Regions from separate parts of the Homo sapiens genome. Here region 2 is linked to region 1. Evidence: chromatin loops called from intact Hi-C (ENCODE). Cell type or tissue: gastrocnemius medialis. All regions are shown on one strand. Each heading gives the region's core, and the rest is flanking DNA. Links, peaks and the distances in the headings are about the cores only.

What was found. A loop is a pair of places that touch in the nucleus more often than their neighbours do. Peaks named below come from ENCODE experiments on the same cell type or tissue, not always from the same donor. Only the 100,000 strongest peaks of a DNase experiment are listed, where the experiment ranks them.
Region 2: it touches region 1 in a loop (14-fold over the local background); 4 of 110 quality-filtered maps call a loop at or near these places.

The regions. Positions count from the first base shown.
Region 1 is chr6:162,733,101-162,743,981 of GRCh38, reverse strand. All of the region lies in intron 1 of PACRG (parkin coregulated), which reads right to left. Among named protein-coding and RNA genes, the nearest start is that of PACRG, 11 kb to the right of the region's middle. In gastrocnemius medialis, for the core only: a CTCF peak has its summit at 6,860 (motif pointing right); no DNase peak of the experiment used is centred there.
Region 2 is chr6:162,552,576-162,563,456 of GRCh38, reverse strand. The region is part of intron 1 of PRKN (parkin RBR E3 ubiquitin protein ligase); the gene reads left to right. Among named protein-coding and RNA genes, the nearest start is that of PRKN, 170 kb to the left of the region's middle. In gastrocnemius medialis, for the core only: no CTCF peak of the experiment used is centred there; no DNase peak of the experiment used is centred there.

The DNA.
Region 1 (10,881 bases), core at 1,911-9,910:
ATAACAAGAACAATAATTTCTATTACAAACAAAAGTATTTCAAAAGACAAATGTCTAGAATAGGCAAATTTCTAGAGACAATAGCTTAACAATTTCCTAGAGCTGGGACCAATAAGCCATTTGGTGGATGATAATTAAGGGTTTTTTTTCCTTAGCATGAGGAAAATGTTTCAAAATTGATTGTGGTGATATACGTGCAACTCTGAGAATATACTAAAAGCCACTGTATGTTACACTGTAACTGAGTGAATTATATGTATATGAATTACATCTCAATAAAACTGTTAAAAAGAGGCATTAAATAAATAATTCAAAAACTCAGTAAAAAAGTTTAATAATGGAAAGCAAAAGAAAAAAATATGTGAGAGTAGAAATAAGAAATCCATTATCAAAACTGGAAGAATTGGTATGTCAGTTCGAGAGATAGCATACAAAGAAAACCAAAGCATAAATAAATCCAATCAAGGAAAAAACATTAATAAATTAGCAATGAGAATATATTGGTCATACTAAAATGTAAAATATAGTATGATATATGTATGATATGACTCCAATTCTACAAACAAAAAAGGCATGTAGAGATGTGGGAATAATTCAAGAGTGATTAACACTAAAAAATGAGATTTGAGATTTATCTTTTCTCTTTTATGTATTTTCTTAAGACTCTACATAAGAATTTTTCTCTTTTACAATGAAAATAATTGTTTAAAATTACCCAAAATAGTAAAAGAAAAACATGAACTCAAATAACTCAATAGCAAAAGAACAAATTTTTTAAAGTGGGCAAAGGGACTGAATAGACATTTGTCAAAATAAGACATTCAGATGCCCAGCAGATATATGAAAAAATGCTCAGTACCACTAATCATCAGGGCACTGTAATTTAAAAGCATAATGAGATATTCACACTTGTTAGAACCGTTATCATCAAAAAGACAAAAGATAACTAGTGTTTGTGGGGATGTGGAAAAATGGGAACCCTTGCACACTGTTGGCAGGAATGCAAAATGGTGCAGCTGCTATAAAAAACAGTACGGAGGTCCCTCAAAAAATTAAAATTTAAACTACCATATAATCCAGCAATTCCACTTTTCTTCTTTGAACCTGTATTCAAAGAAGATATTCTTTGAATATCTTCTTTCTATTCTCTTTGAATCAGTATTCAAAGAGATAGCTTCACTCTCATGTTTATTACAGCATTATTCACAAGAGCCAAGGTATGGAAACAACCTAAGCATCCACCAATGGATGAATAGTTAAAGAAAGTGTAGCATATATAGACAATGGAATACTATTCAGCCTTAAAAAGAGAAGGATTAAAACTACTACAAGAGTATTGTAACACAAAGAGTAAGTGCTTGAGGGAATGAGAAAAAAAAAGAAATCCTGTCATTTATGACACTATGATGAACCTGGAGAATATTTATGCATGTGAAATAAGCCAGACACAGAAAGACAAATACCACACAATCTCACTTACATGTTGTATTAGTCCATTCTCCTATTGGTAATAAAGACATACCTGAGACTGGGTAATTTATAAAGAAAAAGAAGTTTAATAGACTCACAGTTCCACGTGACTGAAGAAGCCTCGCAATCATGGTGGAAGGCGAAAGGTATGTCTTACATGGTGGCAACAAAGAGAGAATGAGAGCCAAATGAAAGGGGAAACCCCTTATAAAACCATCAGATATTGTGAGACTTATTCACTACCACGAGAATAGTATGAGGGAAACCACTCCCCATGATTCAATTATGTCCTGCTGGGTCCCTCCCACAACATGTGAGAATTATGGAAGCTAAAATTCAAGATGAGATTCGGGTGAGGACACAGCCAAACCATATCATACGTGGAATCTAGAAAAGCCAGACTCACAGAAGCAAAGAGTAGAAGGGTACTTACCAGAAGCTGGGAGATGAGGGAGTTGGGATGATGTTGGTGATAGGACATAAAATTTTAGTTAAATAGGAGAAATAGATTCAAGAGATCTATTGTACAACATGGTGACTATAGTTAATCACAATGAATTGCATTCTTGAAAATCACTGAGAGTAGATTTAACTGTTCTCACTGCAAAAAAATTATGAGTATGTAAAAAAATCATTAAAATCTAATAAATATTTTTTGTAGAATGCAAATGTGGTACACACATTTAGTTTTCTTTCCAAAGGAAGGTTTTTGATTTCTTTTAGTTTATAGAAATATTGTTTCATTCTGGCAGCCAAGAACTCCAAGAGATGGTCCTTCTTCCAGTCTTGACAGATGAGCCAAACACAGCAATCCCATCTCTTACCTGATACTGACTGTTTGTGTTCCCCAAAATTAATGTGTTGAAGCTCTAATCCCTAATGTGAAGTATTTTAAGATGGGGCTTTGGGGGTAGTAATTAGGGTTAGAATAGGTCTTGAGAATGGGGCCTTTAGGCCAGGATTAGTGGCTCTACAAGAAAGAGAGAGAGAGAGAGAGAGAGATGCTCTCCTCACAAACATGTATGGAGGAAAGCCATGTGAGGACACAGCAAGAAGGTGGCTATCTGCAAGCACGGAAGAGAGCCCTCACCAAGAGCCAAAATGGTGGCACCTTGACCTTGAACTTCCCAGTCTCCAGAACCATGAGAAATAAATGTTTAAGCCACCCAGTCTATGGTATTGTGTTATGACAGACCCAGCCTACTAAGACACTACCCTAGCAATAATACCTGATCTTGAAGACACTAACTACCCTAGCAATAACACACAGTTTTGAAAAGACTACCCTAGCAATAGTACCTCATCTTGGAATGATATGACAAAAGCACCTTGTGGTGGATCACTAGGAAGGACTTTGCTGCCTGGTAAATCAGAGACACCAATAATTTATGCTTGTTTTTTTAAGCTAAATACATCATGATTAAATAATGTAAAAGAATATAAGGATAATTCAGCATTAGAATATATGTATTCACATAATTAACGTTAACAGACTGAAGAGGAACAAATCTTATAATCATCACAACAGATGCAGCAAGTGTCTGATAAAATTCAATACTACTTCCAATTAAGAAAAACACCCTTAGCAAATTAAGAATATAAAAAATTGAAATGGCTGGGCGTGGTGGCTCATGCATGTAATCCCAGAACTTTGGGAGGCTGAGGAGGGCAGATCATGAGGTCAGGAGATCAAGACCATCCTGGCTAACATGGTGAAACCCCCGTTTCTACTAAAAATACAAAAATTAGCTGGGCGTGGTGGCGCGGGCCTGTAGTCCCAGCTACTTTGGAGGCTGAGGCAGGAGAATCACTTGAACCCAGGGGGCAGAGGTTGCAGTGAGCTGAGATTATGCCACTGCACTCCAGCCTGGGTGGCTGAGCGAGTCCATCTCAAAAAAAAAAAAAAGTGGCTCATGCCTGTAATCCCAGCACTTTGGGAGGCCAAAGGCAGGTGGATCGCGAGGTCAGGAGATCAAGACCATCCTGGCTAACACAGGGGTGTTACTAAATTTTTTGTACTAAAAATACAAAAAATTAGCTGGGGGTGGTGGTGGGCGCCTGTAGTCCCAGCTATTCAGGAGGCTGAGGCAGGATAATGGCGTGAACCCGGAAGGTGGAGCTTGCAGTGAGCTGAGATCACGCCACTGCACTCCAGCCTGGGTGACAGAGCAAGACTCCGTCTCAAAAAAAAAAAAGATGATTGATATTGTCCCACAAATTGCACCTTGAATAAAATTCTAGTTAAAATCTCCAAGGAAATTTTCATGAAACTTGACCGCTTATTCTAAAATTCCTATAGATAGTAAGAAAGCAACGACGTCAACTAGGATATAAACAAATTGGGGGAACTCATCTCGCTAAATACAAAATTTGTAAAGCTACAACAATAAAGGCAGTGTGATACTGGTTCAGAGACAGACAAAGAGACTAATGGGACATAATACAGAGTACTCAGTTAGTATTCATAGATGGTACTGTCTTGGTGGCTCTCCATATGGAAAAGATCAAAAGAAAGCCTTACCTCCCATCTTAAAAGTAAATTTGCAGTTAAATAATTAACAATGTATGTGTGAACATTATAAGAATAAAACACATAGAAGAAACCTTACAATATTAGGATCAAAAAAATTCTTTTGAAACTAGGCAATTTTTTTTTTTTTTTTTTTTTTTAAAGATGGAGCCTCACTCTGTTGCCAGGCTGGAGTGCAGTGGCACTATCTCAGCTCACTGCAATCTCTGGCTCCCGGGTTCAAGTGAGTCCCCTGCCTCAGCCTCCTGAGTAGCTGGGACTACAGACACCTGCCACCACATGCAGCTAATTTTTTGTATTTTAGTAGAGATGGAGTTTCACCATGTTAGCCGGGATGGTCTCAATCTCCTGACCTCGTGATTCACCTGCGTCAGCCTCCCAAAGTGCTGGGATTACAGGCGTGAGCAACCACGCCTGGCCGACAAAAATTTTTTAAAAACACCAAAACCATAAAGGAAGAATGTGATAAGTATAAATACCTAAAGTTAAATTTAAAATTTATGTATTAAAAAGATGTAAAAATAAGTATAAAGACAAGTCGCTAACTGCAAGAAAATATGTACATACCATATCCAGAACATATCCATATCTAGAGTATGTTAAGTACAGCTATATGTCAATAACAAAAGGACTGACAATGTAACAGAAAAAATGGGCAAAGGCTATGAATATGCACACTAAAGAGGAAGAAATCTACATGATAAAACTCCTATAAAAAGGAAACATGACCACTAGTAATCAGAGAAATGCAAAATTAAAACAAGATATTATTTCATATACTTCAGATTGGTACAATTTTAGTCTGATACCAACAATTTATGATCTTGGAAACAAGCATTTGGAAAAAAGAATTCTCATTAGCTGTTGGTCACAATATAAATATTTATATACTACTTTGAAGAGAAATTTGACAAACTCTATTAAAGTTGAAGTTATACCTCATCTTTCAGCAATTCCAAATCTGGTGAACTTTGGCCTTCATGCACAAGGAATCCTACAATAGGATGTTATGATACTGCAATGTAGAAACCTAACGGACCCTCAGTATGAGAATGAACTAAAAAGCTGGTTTATTCACACAATGGAATATGACATAGCAGGTAAACAAATTTGCTATTAACAGGACATGCATTCCTGGAGAACCACCATTTAACAAAATGGCTAACTAGAAATATCAAAGTGTATGGGGAAACCTATGGGGAAAATAATGTTTACAAAGCTCTATACATACATGCAACTTTGTAACCAGAGCATTTAATAATCATTCTAATTAAAATGAACTACCACAGTTAAAATATTACATTCCTTACCTTTAAAAATGAAATATTGGAGTAAATACAGTATAGTGCTATGCCTTTTGAAAAAATGATAGGGACATTGTAAGGATCTACAAAGATTGGGCTTGCCTCACATTAGATGCTTCCAAGAGCAAGTGCACAAACAGAACTAGGAAGAAGAACCCATAGCAAACAGGTATAATCTATGACACTATTACTCTGTGTCACTCTGCATTTAGCTGTGTTAGTATAATTTGTACCCAGTTGCTGTTACTTTGTGACACAAAATACTAACAAGATGGGGAAAGTCACATCTGAACGTCTTACGTACACTGATAGCATTCTGCTATTAATGAACTGAATATGACCTGAAGGCATTACAGAAACCTGCACTGTAACCAAATAGCTCAGATGAAAAAGTAACCTGAAGAACAGTTCTTGAATTTCTATTATCTCTATATCTCTGCATCTATCTCTGTATCCATCTATCTATAGGATATACGAATACATATATATTCATTATGCATATTTAGGAATAATGTATACAAATTTCAGGATCCTGCTTGCCTCTAGGAATGAAAGGACAGAGTACAAATTAAGCTGTGGCTCTCTTAGTGAGGTTATTGTTTTACTTATAAGAATATAATGTTACAATTAAAAATATTGTTTATTAAATCTAGATGGTGAATAAATGCCTCTTTTTCTATTTCTATATTTATTTGTAGATTTAAATTTTTCAAAATGTAGAAGAACATGATTAAAATAAAATACATGCAATTCAGTGAAAACATTGGTTAGTGAGATGGCTTGGTATAAAATAAATATAAAAATATTTATTAGGAAAATGTATACCTATAAGCATGGAATGATAAATTATATTACTATAAGTGAAGACTGTTATACAATGATCATTATTTGCTAGTGAGTTATATGATCATTTCCAACTCAAAATGATGTTCGACTTTACATCTTATTAAAAGGTCATTTGGAAGATTAAACCGGTAAAATGTTAAAATTTAAAATAAACATTCTGGGAATTAACAGGATAAATTAGCCCCACCAATTTCTAAAACATATTACCAAGTTGTGGTTTAATTACCACAATAATTAAAACTGTGGACATTCGTTAAAAATTCCTCTCAAATATCTCTATTATGTAGAATTATGAAACACACAAAAAGAAAAAGAACACACAAAGCAATGGGGAATAAAATATTACATAATAAATGTCTTTGGGAAAATTGAGTAGCCATCTAGAAAATAGTTTTCTGAGATCTTCCCCATCATACTATGTACCCAGATGTTCTCAACCCCTAATTAAAGACTAATTAAATCAACCCCAGAACACTTAGAAGAATTAAATGGGAATCTTTCAAGTGATTACAATTTGCAATCTGAGAACTACAGCCTTAGATGTTTGCAACCCCCTCATTTGTATCATGAATAGGTTTCAGAGGTGCTGAGATCCTGACCCTCAACACTGGCAGATGAGGAGGTAGACAGCAGGCAAGGTCCGGGAAGTCAAAAGCCCCTTAGGCAGGCCACAGGAGGAGCTAGAATAGGCACATTCAAGCACAGCAGGTGGCAGTATTAATAAAACCTTGATTGGGGTTTTAAGATTGATAAGCTCTCTGACCCAGTACATCTACTTCAGAAATTGTATTTCAAGGAAATACTGTAAAATACAGAAAAAACTTTTTATAGAAAGATACTAATTTCAACCCTATGTATACACTAATAGTAAATACTTGAAAACAACCTAAGTGAAAGACAAAGTAAATTATGACAAATTCAAAGCATAGAATTTTATGAAGCCTTTTAAATGCTTATGAGCTTTCAACAACATGTAAAATATTAGCATATTAGAAGGAATCCATAAAATTCCATATAAGGTATTATAATTATGTACATTGCAATCTATACAAACATACAGGTAGGTATATACACTCTATATGCTCTCAAAATATATAAAATATATATGCAATCTAAATAATTTTTAACATGTATATAATGAATAGAACTTACAACATAATTATTTATGGCAAAAAAAAAAAGGCAGAAAATAAGATTGAAAACCACAGTAGCTGGGAGCCTGGTCTCTCTCAGCCTTTGCACACTCCCCTAGGTCCTTCTCAACTGTTATATTTCACCAAACATGATTCCCTTCAGGAAACTTTCCTGGACTCAGACCCTCTCAGGTCGTTCAGCTCTGTGCTCTTATCATATTACACATTTTCTCCCTGCCAACTACAAAAACGCAGCTATCTTGCTCCCATCATGAAATGAACTGAGAACAATAACTAAAATATATACAATCTACACATTTCTGTGAGCACTGTAAATTCCATTTCCAGATCAAATTGGACCACCGAAAGTCTACGTACATGTACTACAACAATTTAATATCAGGCAAAATCCAATTTGCCAAGATACATTTTAATAACGTGTACTTAGCTCTCACTGAAATCTTTTGTGGATGATATTTTCACTGCATTTCTTGCAAAAGATAAAAATGTAGATATGGTATGTTGCATGTATTTAAAATGTGACATGACCAATTTCTCAGAGAGTTCAGTGTAGAGAAAGCTTCAGTTCCCTATAGGGATTGATGGGCTTCTCCTTTTGTGATAATGAGATGTGTATAATGTTCTCCTTTCAGCAACAGATGCCAAGAAGCTCAGAATTAAATTTGAACATCCATTGATAAATATACTGACTCTTATGAATGACAAAATTGATGCTTCTTTTCTTGAGCCCAAGCTTTCTACTTTAATTACACTTTATTTTATTATTTCTCTGTTGTTTATTCTATTTCATTTCCAATCGCTCCAATTTATTTTCCAAGTCATGTGTCTTAATGTATATGTATTTCACTGTGAGCTAGTTGAAACTGGTTGAGGAAACATTATGAAGAAATACACAAGTATGTTTGAGGTAAACATTTTTCTTCACAAAGTATGTAACTTTAAAAAGAGCAATAAAAGCCATTATTGAGAATGGAAAGGAAACTCACAGAGTGGGTAACTGTAGTTGCAATACATACAATACTAGACAAGTGCCTCATATCATTTAGAATATAGATGGAAAAAAGTACTACAAATAAATAAAAAACCAAATCAAGCCAAGAGAAAAACAGTCAAAAGTCTTAAAAAGACACTTCAATAAAGAGTATATCCAAATGGACAGTAAATATATGAAGAAGTTGTTAACTTCATTAGTCACAATAAAATTAATATTCAAATGACAAGGATATAACATTACATACCTACTGGAATACTTAAAATGCAAAATAAAGAAAATATTAATTATTGGTGAGACTGTAGCACAAACAGCACTCTCATATAGCACTGGAAAGAGTTTAAATTTGAAAAATCAGTTGGGAAAACAGCTTTAGTTTAGTTACTAAAGCCAAACAAGCATGACTTAGGGTCCAGCAATTCCACTCCCAGAAATATGTCCTTGGTCATGCGTAGATACTTTCTCCAAAAAAAGTGTAAAAATTTTCCTAGCAGTGCTATTTGTAACAGTTCTAAATTGGAGGTCACACAAATACCCATCGAGGAAGCGATGGATAAATAAATTATGGTATATCCAAGAAAATACTAGACAGGGATAAACATGAAGGATTTACTTACAACTATAGTTGTATGCAATAATGTGGGTGAATCTCACAAACAGAATGTTGATGAAAGAAACTGGACACAAAACAATTACATACTTTATGATTCCATGTATAGAAGTACAAAAACAGGTGAAACTAGTCTGTTGGCCAAAGTCAGAAGAAGGTTAGCATGTGGGAATGTTGGGTAGTGACTACAAAGAGACAGATGGGGTTCTGTGGTGTTGACAATGTTTCTGGATTTGGGTGTTGGTTGTATCAGTGTGTTTGGTTTGATATTCACCAAGTGATTCACTTACAATATGTGAGAGAACTGTTGTAAGAAAAACCTAGAAATCTAGGTTCCAGTCCTTGCTCTATCCTTTAATAAGTATCTCTAAACAACCACAAAATAGTAAATTGTTTGAGATTTATACATTAAGTGGAAAAACACAGTCTACTCTGCCTTTTCATAAGATTGGTTGGAAAAGCCAAATGGAATGAAGATCACTAGCCCTATTATATATGAAAGAATAAATATATGACATTAAGTAATCAATTATTAATAAAGTTACTTGAAATAATAAAAACAGCACTGATATATTATTTAAATTGGATAGGAATTCCTAAATTTGATAGGAAGATGTTTGATATAATTTAATTTAAGTATATAAAGGGTAATGTAACAATTCTCTGGCCATTTAGGGAAAATAAGTCAAAATTTATACCTTCCAAAATCAAAATGACTTAAGGTGAAGCAAACTTTCAAAATAAAAAATTAAAAGTAAAACAGAATCCAGGAAAAAAAGACTGAATTTTTTCTCATCATCTTAGACAGGAAAAAGCTTTTCTAAGCCAAACCACTTTAACTTTTTTCAATGAACATGTGTAACTTTTATGATACTGCATAAAACAGCTGCAAATTATTCTCATTTCTAGATTTAATATCTATATAACATCATTGGCATTTTCTTTGGAGCCACTGATTTGAAGATGATTGTCTAATTATAGTATAAAATATAGTCTTTCATTAATTCAACTGATCAAAATAAGATAAATGGCAGCTACTATGTGCCATAAATTTTTCTTGAGGTGAGGATGCAGCAATGGGTGAAATAAACAAATTCCTGCCCTTCTGGGGCTTACTCTCTGGTAGAAGAAAAACACAGGCTCAACTAAATTAATATTAGAGGGAAAAATATAAAACAGGGAAGGGAGATGGGAGTGCTGGAGCAGGGATGGAAGGGATTGTTAAGGGTCTGAAGTTTAAAATAGAGTGGTCAGGAAGAGGCTCACTAAATAGCTAATTTTTAAACAGAAATTTGAAGCATCAAGAGATGAGGACACACAGGGTAAAATGCATTTCAGGCAGAGGAAACAGGAAGGGCAAAGGCGTGGCACTAACTGAGTTCCGGAGGCAGGGCCAGCAGAGTTGCATAAAGCAGCAAGGGTGGGCAGATCACACAGGGCCTTCCCAATAGAGGAAGCTTAGCTTTTACTCTGAGTGAGGCAGGGAGCCACCTGAGGGGTTGAGGTGACGAATGCCATGATTCGGCCTTCTCAAGTTTTAAAGGGAGCTTCTGGGCTCCACAATTAGAGAGGATGGCTTAAAAAAATTCAAAATAGAGACAAATAACAATTATAATAAGAAAGTAGGAGAATATGAGATAAGAAGAAAGGGTAGAATTGCTTTCCTTCATTCATCAAATATTTATTGAATACACTGTTAGGTTCTGGTTAAGATTAAAAAGTGACTTAGATGTGGATACTGCCCTCACGGAGAATTTACATAAGGAGATAAAACATGAGCAGAAATGACCATAATACAAAGTAGAACACAATGAATAAAGGATAACTTTCTATGTGGGTGACAGGAAGGGAGAATTAAAGAAGTCTTCTTAAAGCAGTTGGCATTTTGCTGGCCACAAAAATATAAGCTTCTTGACAGCATGTGTTCTGTCTTTTGCTGACTGCTAAATTCCTAGCATTTAAAACAGTGCTTTGCA
Region 2 (10,881 bases), core at 1,655-9,654, 180 kb after region 1:
AGTAATGCTGTGGTTCTTGCAGACTCATAGAGGTGCTGCTTTGATGGTCTTGGACAAGATCTGTGATAATTCTCTTGATTACCAGACAGAGAGTCTTGTTCTCTTCTCTTGCTTTCTCTTTTTTTGTTTTTTTTTTTTTGTTTTTTGTTTTTTAAGATGGAGTCTCGCTCTGTCGCCGAAGCTGGAGTGCAGTGGCGCGATCTCAGCTCACTGCAAGCTCCGCCTCCTGGGTTCACGCCATTCTCCTGCCTCAGCCTCCCGAGTAGCTGGGACTACAGGCGCCCACCACTACGTCTGGCTAATTTTTTTGTATTCCTTAGTAAAGACAGGGTTTCACTGCTTTAGCCAAGATGGTCTTGATCTCCTGACTTCATGATCCGCCCGCCTCGGCCTCCCAGAGTGCTGGGATTACAGGCGTGAGCCACTGCGCCCGGCTCTCTTGCTTTCTCTTAAACAAAGAGTTTCTCTCTCTCTGTTCTGAGCCACCTAAAGCTTGAGGTGGAGTGACACAAGCACCCCTGTGGCCACCACCACTATGACTTTGTTGAGTCAGACATGAAGCCAACAAAGGGCTGAGTCTCACCCAAGTCCTGCTGTAACCACTCCCTGGCTACTGCCTATGTTCACTCAAGGCCCTGGGGTTTTATAATCAGTAGGTGATAAAGGCCTGTTTTTTCCCCTTCAGGGCAGTGAGGTCTGCCAGGCTCTCTGGGTAGGTCCAGAGGTGCCATCTGGGGGTCAGGAACTAGAGTCAAAAGTCTTAGACATCAACCTGGTATTGCTGCTGAGCTGACACTCAAAACACAAAATACAGTCCTTCCCAGTTTTCTCTCCCCTTTCCAAAGGCAGAGGAGCCTCACCCTGTAATCACCACTACCCCAGACCATGAGGAGTACTGCCAGACTAGCCCTGATGTTCCCTTAAGGCCCAAAGGCTCTTAAGTCAGCTTGTAGTGAATGCCACCTGGTCTGGGACTCACCCTTCAGAGCAGTGGACTTCCCACTGGCCCAGGGCAGGTCCAGAAATGCCATCCAAGGGTCAAGTCCTGGAACTGGGGACCCCAAGAGCACACTTGGCATTTTGGACCCCAGTAGCTGTGCTGGTACCTGAAGCCAGCATGTCCCAGAGCCTCACCCAAGGCCCTCGACGTGGTACCTGGATATTGCTGCTGGTTATTCGTGACCCAAGGGCTCATCAGTTAACAGGTGATGAATGCTGCTGGCACCAGCTCCTTTCTTTCAAGGCAGTGGGTTCCCTTGTGGGCCAGAGTGTGTCTAGAAATGTTGTCTGGTAGCTGGGGCCTAGAACAGAGGCCTCACAATTCAGTCTGTTGCCCTTTCCTGCTGTGGCTAAGCTAGTATCCAAGATACAAAACAAAGTCCTCCCTACTCCTCCATCTCCTCTCCTCAAGTGGAAGGAAGGGGTCTTTTCTGGAGCTGAGAACTGTGCAGCCTGGGATTAGGGGAGCAGTGATGCCAGCACTCCCTTGTCTGTCCCAGCTAGTGTCTCAGTATGTCACGTGCCCTCCCACCCCCAGTTCACTGTCTCTGGGCCTAGTTCAGCACTAGGACTTTCCTAATAGTTGTAGTCCTTATGGCCTAGACTGCCTTTCACATTGACCTGGAGACTCAGAGTGCTGTAGCCCTCTGTGGCAAGGTTTGCAGGCACTCAAGTTCCGACCACAGGGATCTGCATTCCCCCTGGCATGGGCAGGCATCAGCTGAGTTTGGTCTGGTTTTCCTTTCTGCTGTAACAGGACAACACTGAATTTAATGCCTCACAATTGCTGTGTTCTCCCTCCCCTAGTGCCCAGAGATGCTCTTCGCCCCCAGTAAGGGAGGCGTGGTGTCAGCAGATTCAGGACGGGTTTTTTTTGTTTTTGTTTTTGTTTTTTTAAATCACTTCAGTGCCTCTTTCAGGGATATGAAGTGGAAATCAAGTACCATGAGTGCTCACCTGATTTTTGGTTCTTAAGAAGGTGTTTTTCCTATGTAGATTAGCTGTTAACTTGGTGTCCTTGCGGGGTCGGGGGACGAACGGTGGAGCTTTCTATTCTACCATCTTGTCTGCATCTCACTAGATTATCTTTTAAAAACTAGATAGTCATTGGCTTTCTTCTTTCGCTCAGTCTTTCTCTTCAATATCTACTCCACTGCTATAAGCATGTTCTTTTACAATGAAAAATGTGACCATGGCATTCCTGTGCTTGAAACTGTTTAGTAAATATCATTGCCCAAAGAATAAAGCCCAAGCCCCTTAATACTTAAGGCTCTCCGCAACCTGGAGACCTCAGCTTTATCTTCATCACTCCATGCGCTTGGGACTGCAGCATCTCACACCAGACTGACTGTAGTTGGACACGCTCCATGGATTTCTCCCCGTCGCCCTGCTCCTTTGATCGCCTAGGCTGCAAATCGTCTTTCCTTCCTCAGTCCCATCTGGTCAAATACTCCTCAGTTACGGCTCAACTCAGACATGACCCTTTTATAAAGTCTTTTCTGTTACCTGGAAATGATCTCTGTTATCACCCTCATACCCAGTGGGCATCTTTATAACTTCACAGATTTTCATGTTTTATAATGACCTGGGTTTTTTTTTTTTTTGCCTCTCTCTCTCTGGGCTTTAATTGAAAGCCTTCTTTCCATCTTAGTAAAGTTTCTGGAGAAAGAAGACACTCATTAAGTATACACTGATTGACTTGAATGAATATATGTTGGCAATGGATATTTTTGCCACATTTTGCAAATTTGTTAACACAATCTGTAATTTATACTTCAGAGAAATATCAATTGTAAACATGATTAGGGTAGTGCATTTTAATGAAAAGGACACCAGAAGGGTGTTATGACATTAGTTCAAATTTATGTTTTTACTATATGGGATGTATTAAAAATCACTTCATTTCTTAAGTGTATTAAAAATAACTTGATTTTTCCATGTTTACACTTGTAAAATATAAGACATTGATCCAGGCAACACTTAGAAGATGCATTTGGCCTCTGCATGTCTTTGACCTTCTGGACATTGATTATGACCTGACTTTGATTACTCTGTTTCTAATTTGTAATTGTTATGTGTTGACAGTTATAAACTTATAGGTAATTGATGTCTGCTCTTTTGAACTAATCATGAATATATTGTTAGGCTGATTTTTAACCTAAGCATAAAGCATGTGTATTATTTCTACTTATGAAGCTAACATAGTCAAATAGAAACTTCTAAGGTTTTTATTGCACTTATATGCAAATAGTTGTATCTGAATGAAATCACCTTAATGAAATGCTGTCTTTGAAACCTAATTATAACCTCTTTATTAACGAATGTAGTAGGGGAAAGAAGTCATATTAATGTCGTTGATAAGTTATGTTTATCCCCTTCTGTCATCATATTAACTGAGAATGAAATACATATAAATAGAAAAAGTTTAATAATAATGGTATCAGATGTTAATTGAGCTTACTGTTTGTTAGACAACTCATTTTATATGGAAGAAAGCTGAGACAAGAGAATTTAGCCATGGTCACAGATTAGGTGGCACTAGTTTGAAAAATTTAGGACCTTAGAGACATCATTTTCATTCCATAACTTTCCTTTCTCGTATGTGAAGAAGAATTAGCCACCTATTTAATTTCTATCTCCATCAACAAAATATCAGTAGGATATGTGTTGCTTATTGGTAAGGAATACTGGTGAGGAATAAGAGGCTAAGGTACAGGTGGAGATGTTTTTAAAAGTAATTACTAATGTATAGGAGAAGACACAAAATGGATAGTTTATCTGTTTAAGCTTTGTGGTGGCCATTGCTTTTTATGTAGCCTCTATAACTGAAAGTCTTTAAGAGACAAGGCTTTCCCTTTTACCAGTGATTCCAACAAGATAAATGCCTCAGCTGGGATGAATTGGGGCTTTTCACAAGTGACCCGTAGCTTTCTTGTAGAAATGCTTCTCAGTTTCTTTATGTAGCACAATTCCAGGGACAAGGTGAACCTAAATGATAACTATGGGCTGTCTTCCTATATGTCAGTTACATCCACAAATGGGATGTTAGGGGCTGGGGAAGGGTGTGTGATGGGATGGCAGGGGCTGGGGAAGGCTGTGTGTGTGTCCATGTGGTTTTTAAGGTTTTGATAGAACAAAAATTTTACCTGCAAATCAGCCTAGTGGCCTGTCGCAGTCTGTGTCATAGTATTATTTACAAATAGTCGTAGTTTTCATTCTCTCTATAGTGAATTTCCTGGTAACACAAAAATGTTTGAGTTTCAAAATGTTCATACAACTTACCAATTGCCTTTTTTTTTTTTTTTTTGAGACGGAATCTTGCTCTGTCGCCCAGGCAGGAGTGCAGTGGCACGATCTTGGCTCACTACAAGCTCCGCCTCCTGGGTTCACGCCATTCTCCTGCCTCAGCCTCCCAAGTAGCTGGGACTACAGGCACCTGGCACCATGCCCAGCTAATTTTTTGTATTTTTTAGTAGAGAAGAGGTTTCACCAATTGCCTTTTTAAAGTAGAAAAGTTGGCTGGGCGCGGTGGCTCATGCTGTAATCCTAGCACTTCGGGAGGCTGAGGTGGGCAGATCACTTGAGCTCCGGAACTTGAGACCAGCCTGGGCAACATGGCAAAACTCCATCTCTACCACAAATACAAAAATTAGCTGGGTGTGTGGCACATACCTGTGGCACATCCCAGGTACAGAGGAGGCTGAGGCAGAAGAATCGCTTGAGCCTTGGAGGCAGAGACTGTGATGGGCTAAGATCACTCCACTGCACTCCAGCCTGAGTGATAGAATGAGACCCCATCTAAGAAATTAAAAAAAAAAAAGTAGAAAATTGCTGGGCACAGTGGCTCATGCCTGTAATCCCAGCACTTTGGGAGGCTGAGGCAGGCAGATCACCTGAAATCGGGAGTTCAAGACCAGCCTGACCAACATGGAGAAACCCCATCTCTACTAAAAATACAAAATTAGCCAGGTGTGGTGGCGCATGCCTGTAATCCCAGCTACCTGGGAGGCTGAGGCAGGAGAATCGCTTGAACCCAGGAGGCGGAGGTTGCAGTGAGCCGAGATGGCGCCATTGCACTCCAGCCTGGGCAAGAAGAGCGAAACTCCGTCTCAGAAAAAAAAAAAAAAAAAGGGAAAATTAAAGCATTTGCTTAAAAGTCAGTGAAAATATGTAAAATAATATGGGGAATCCGGAATAGTTTGAAGTAATGAAGGCTATAACATGAATGCCACTTTCTTTGAGATTCCTGATAATATACTTGTTAGTAAAGATGATGGCATAATAGTCACCATAAAGAAAAGTGATTTTTTTTATCATCAAATCACCAAATAAAACCTTTGTCGTAAGGAGCAGCCATCTAAAGAGTATATTTAAAAGGAGAGATATAGATACTTGTGTGTAGATATTAATATATAGGTTCTCACCATGGTGATTATGCCTAAGAGTCAAAACTTTATTTTCTTGTAGGGCAACTGGGCAAAAATTACAAGTTTTGCTGCTCTTGAAGCTTCCCCCATGATCTGATTCTTGAGCTGAAACTCATGTAACAAGAGAAGAATTTGGTAAAGCCTGATGCAGTAGCATCTTTGAGGTGGTCAGAAGAAGCCCTATATTGTCAAGGATAGATACTGTTGTTAACAGCACCATCCGCCGAGCATAGTGGCTCACGCCTGTAATCCCAGCACTCTGGGAGGCCGAGGCAGGTGGATCACTTGAGGTCAGGAGTTCGAGACCAGCCAGGCCAACATGGTGAAACCTCATCTCTACTAAAAATACAAAAATTAGCTGGGTGTGATGGCGGGCGCCTGATAATCCCAGCTACTCGGGAGGCTGAGGCATAAGAATTACTTGAACCTGGGAAGTGGAGGTTGTAGTGAGATCATGCCACTGCATTCCAGCCTGGGAGACAGAGCAAGACTCTATCTCAAAAAAACAAACAAACAGAAAACAGAAAACAAAAAAACACCACCATCATTCAGTGCCTTTTATGGTCAACGCCTGAAGAGCTGGTGCTGATTACAGATTGGGGTTCAGGGCAAGACCACGTGGGCACACCCAGTGAGGCCACAGCAAAGTGCCCTGGGGGGAATGGTGTTGGGACTAGGCTCAGGGAAGCTGGTGGCATGAGGAAGGACTCTGGCCTCTGACTCCAGCGTGTTTGTTCGACTACCAAGCAGCAATGACTGTGGGGTGGTGTATTATAACAGCTGGCCCAGCCAGAATACAGGGGATTAAGTGTGGCAGTTCATAGCATTTATTATGAATTTGAAAGGCCTTCAGAAGTCTTCCAAACTGGAGCCTTATTGGAGATGTTCACATTGGGCAAAAGGAATTGTTCAGCTTTCTGTTGTCCTGGCTTCTGTGCTGGCAACATCGGGGTTTCCTGAGTATGGGTAGTAACACTTGTCATAAGGTAGAGGTGGTGCCTTTCTGTACAATATTGCTTGGATATAAAAGATACACATCTAATTGTTTAAATGTATTATCTTTTATCTGCTTTATTTCATCAAATGGGGCAGGTGCTCAGTTTCCTTTGTCTGATATCCTGTGAAGGTAGCATCAGGAGAATGACTCATGCCCTGTGCTGCCTTGCCCTCTGCTGGGCTGGCTTGAGTCCTCAGGTTCCCTCACAGATGCAATTCCTGATAATAATCACTTGCATTCTCCTGTTCTAAGCTACAGCTTCCTTTTCTCTTTTTTTTTTTTTTTTTTGAGATGGAGTCTCGCTCTGTCACCTGGTTGGAGTGCAGTGGTGCAATCTCGGCTCACAGCAACCTCTGCTTCCCGGGTTCAGGCGATTCTCCTGCCTCAGCCTCCTGAGTAGCTGGGACTACAGGTGCACGCCACTGCATCTGGCTAATTTCTGTATTTTTAGTAGAGAAGGGGTTTCACTGTGTTGGTTAGGATGATCTCGATCTCCTGATTTCGTGATCCCCCCGCCTCGGCCTCCCAAAGTGCTGGGATTACAGGTGTGAACCACTGCGCCCGGCATTAGCTACAGTTTCAACATGATGCACTAGAGGGGAAAAAAAAAGAAGGCGTCTGCCAAACTGACACACACACACACACACACACACACACACACACACACACACACACACACACACACACACACCAGCTGAGTAGTTACTGCTTGGTTTCTTCTGCCCGCCTTCAGTTGCCTCTGATCAAAGCTGTTCTCAACTTGGGTTTCCAAAACATTTCGCAGAGAGCTTACAATGGTAAATAACTTCTTGTGCAACAGGTTTGAGATTTTTTCCGAGTTATAATATGTCTTACTTACCTGTTTCTGCATGACAAATAGTGACAAACTTAGGGGCTTCACACAGTACGGATGTATTGCCTGTTTCTGCAGCAGGAGATCAGGCCCAGCTAGCTGCCTCCCTGCTTTCAGGGTCTGCTCTAAGCTGCCATTTCCTTCTCACTCAATCAAGTTATGTTCTCCAATGTTTTCTCACTTTTTTTTTTTTTTTTTTGAGATGGAGTTTCGCTCTTGTTGCCCAGGCTGGAGCCATTTCGGCACACCGCAACCTCCACCTCCCAGGTTCAAGCGATTCTCCTGCCTCGCCTTCCCAAGTAACTGGGATTACAGGCATACACCACCACACCCAGCTAGTTTTTGTATTTTTAGTAGAGACTGGGTTTTATCATGTTGGCCAGGCTGGCCTCAAGCTTCTGACCTCAGGTGATCCACCTGCCTCGGCCTCCCAAAGTGCTGGGATTACAGCCGTGAGCCACCGGCCTTGAATTCATTCTTTAGAAACTTTAATTATGAAATGTCAATGGAATAATATTTATAGATGAAACTTAAATTTTTTTTTTGTATTTTTTTCACACAGTGTAACGCTGACATCATTTATTGAAACATGACATATCTTGAGTGTATTTAAAAACCAAGAGGGTGAGTTATCTCAGCAACAGTGTTTTTGTTAAATGTAGTTGATACCTATTACTGATGAAAAGCAATAGAAAAGAAAGCTTCTATTTGGGTAATGTTTTAAGTTTTTCTTTACCCAATGGATTAGTGTAATTTGCTCTCTCATTTTCATTAATTTTATTGATGACTGAAATTGCTCATTACTCAAAAAGCTGGAATTTTTTTAACTTTTAAATTTGGCATCCTAGTAAAATCTTGGTTCAAAGAATATTTTACTGGTTGGGTTAGAAATGAATCCATTTTGTTTAATATACTTTGAAATACTATTATCATGATTGTTAACATCTATTATATTACTCTAGACATGATTTTAAATTCCTCCTTCTATATATTCCTCTTTGTATAAATGCCTCCATATATAATATATATAGCCATTATTGACTTTTGCCAGTCATTTACCATGTGTTTGCGTTGGGGTATCACATACTGACCTGTGCACCAACCTATGGGCCCTTCCTACTTGGTTTTTTGTTGCATGTGGCTGAAAAGTCTGTTAGAAGCATAGTCCATTGCGTATAAAAGGAACTGAATAAGTGACTTTTGAGTTAGATATATAATAGGTGTAGCACAGAATTCCTCCTTTCTATAAAGCCCCCCAAATAAGTATATTTCATCATTTTTCTTGATAGTTGATACACTCTGCTTTTGGAATTTTTCCCACAATCACAAACCCCATTGTTAAATTCTCAGTCTCATTTTAGAACATTTCTGTGGTGACCTGGCCTTGGCTGGGTCTTTCGCCTTCTCTGGAGGCCGTCCCAATGTACGCCTGGCTCCGGCAAGGCCATGAGATGCTTCCTCCTCAACACCAGCCAAGCTGCCATTCCCATGGCTCTAGTAAAAGCCCCTGATCTTCATGCCATTGCGCTGCGCTGTGCTCCCCCCACCCCGTGTTGCCACTGTCATCTGTTAACCTCCTGCCCCCCGCCACCTCACTGAGGATGTTTATCTGTCCTGTCTGCCACCCCCAGTTCTCCAAATTCTGTCCGTTTTCTTTTCTTTTTTATTTATTTATTTAGAGATGGAGTTTTGCTCTTGCTGCCCAGGCTGGAATGCAATGGGGCGATCTCGGCTCACTGCAAACTCTGCCTCCCGAGTTCAAGTGATTCTCCTGCCTCAGCCTCCCAAGTAGCTGGGATTACAGGCATTACCACCACGCCCGGCTAATTTTGTATTTTTAGTAGAAATGGGGTTTCTCGATGTTGGTCAGGCTGGTCATGAACTCCCGACCTCAGGTGATCCGCCCGCCTCAGCCTCCCAAAGTGCTGGGATTACAGGCGTGAGCCACTGCGCCTGGCCATTCTGTCCGTTTTCTTGGCAACTCATTATTTACATGAATGGTCCCCTCAGTATCCTGTATCTTCATTCATTGATCTGCTCATCTTCAGTGACATTTTCTTCTACTCTATTCTCATCGAACACTCTCAGTGTAACAGAGTCGAACTAGATGTTACTTCACCTCCAAAATAACAAAATGAAGCATTCGCGTCTCCAGCGACAGCTGCGGTGCTTGCAGAGCCCTTGCTGTGTTAACCTCCACGGGAGTCCCTCGCCGCTTTCTCTCCTTCCCCAGCCCTCCTGCCATGACTCCTGTCTTTATCCACCTGAGATTCCAAAGTTCATCATTTCACTCATGTTCTTTCAGCTGCCTTTTCCCCACTCACTTTTACCCTTTTTTTTTTTTTTTTTTTTTTTTTTTTTTTTTTTTTTTTTTTTTTTGAGATGGATTCTTGCTCTGTTGCCCATACTGGAGTACAGTGATGCAATCTCGTCTCACTGCAACCTCCGCCTCCAAGTTCAAGAGATTCTCCTGCCTCAGCCTTCTGAGTAGCTGAGATTACAGGTGCCCACCACCACGCCCAGTTACCCACACGCTTTTTATTGCACTTCCTGAGCAAATGCATAGCTTTAAATGACTGTGGTGGTCTGTGTTTTAGTTTCTTTCCCTTGAAGCTTTAGGGTGTTTTTTTTTTTTTTTGGTAGTAAACATTTGGGTAAACCGAGGACACTGTAAGTTCACATCAGCAGATGGCTCTTCCCTCCTTGTCAGTACCCGGTTTCCTGAGGTATGAGCTCCCACTCTCTACAGCACCCCCCCTATATCTATCCCTTGCTTCTAATAAGACCTCCCACTCCTCCCACCCTCCCCTGCCTCTTTCTTTCCGGCTGCTCACTTTGCCTTATATGTTACTGCAATTTAAGAAGGTGACACCAAGAGCACTCACTTTCTTGTCTTCCATTTCTTGAGAAAAAGCGTCCTTTCTCCTCTTAGATGCAAAGGCCTCCACTTGTGCTGGACACCCACCTCTGCCTCATCAAAGAGGTTGTTCCTTTGGCTGGTCCCCTCTCTCCTTTATTGTCTTCTCTCATTTCCCCAATGCACATTGTGTTGTAAGAGCGTCTGCCTCTTAAAGAACTTACCTGGACCCCACTCACTTCACTTCTTGCCCCATTTTCCCTTCCCATTTAATCTTTCCTCCCCTGAGACAGCATCACCAACAGCTTTGGGCAATGCCAAGCCCAGTTAGATGCTCCTCTCGTTTGTTCTTACGCAGCCTCTCTCCAGCACTGGGCACTGTGGACCACCCCCTCTGGTTGAAACTCTGCTTTCGTGGCTTCTGAGACCTGGTTTTTCTCCTACATCTACGATTCTTTCTGCTTAGCGTTTTGAGCCTTTTCTGGCTTGAACCTGAACAACTTCTGAAGGTTGAAGGTCCTCAGAGCTTGGCCCCACGTCCTCTCTATCTTCTCCTTGAGTTATATTCCCATGGCTTTAGAAACCATCTATATGCTAATGACTCCCAAATTTATATCTCCAGCTCAGCTCTCCTCTCAGCACTCCCGTCTCATTTATCCAAATTACTTACCTGACAACTCCACGCGGATGTTTCTCAAACATCTGAAATGTAATATGTTCAAAACTAAACTCTTGCTTTTTTTCATGG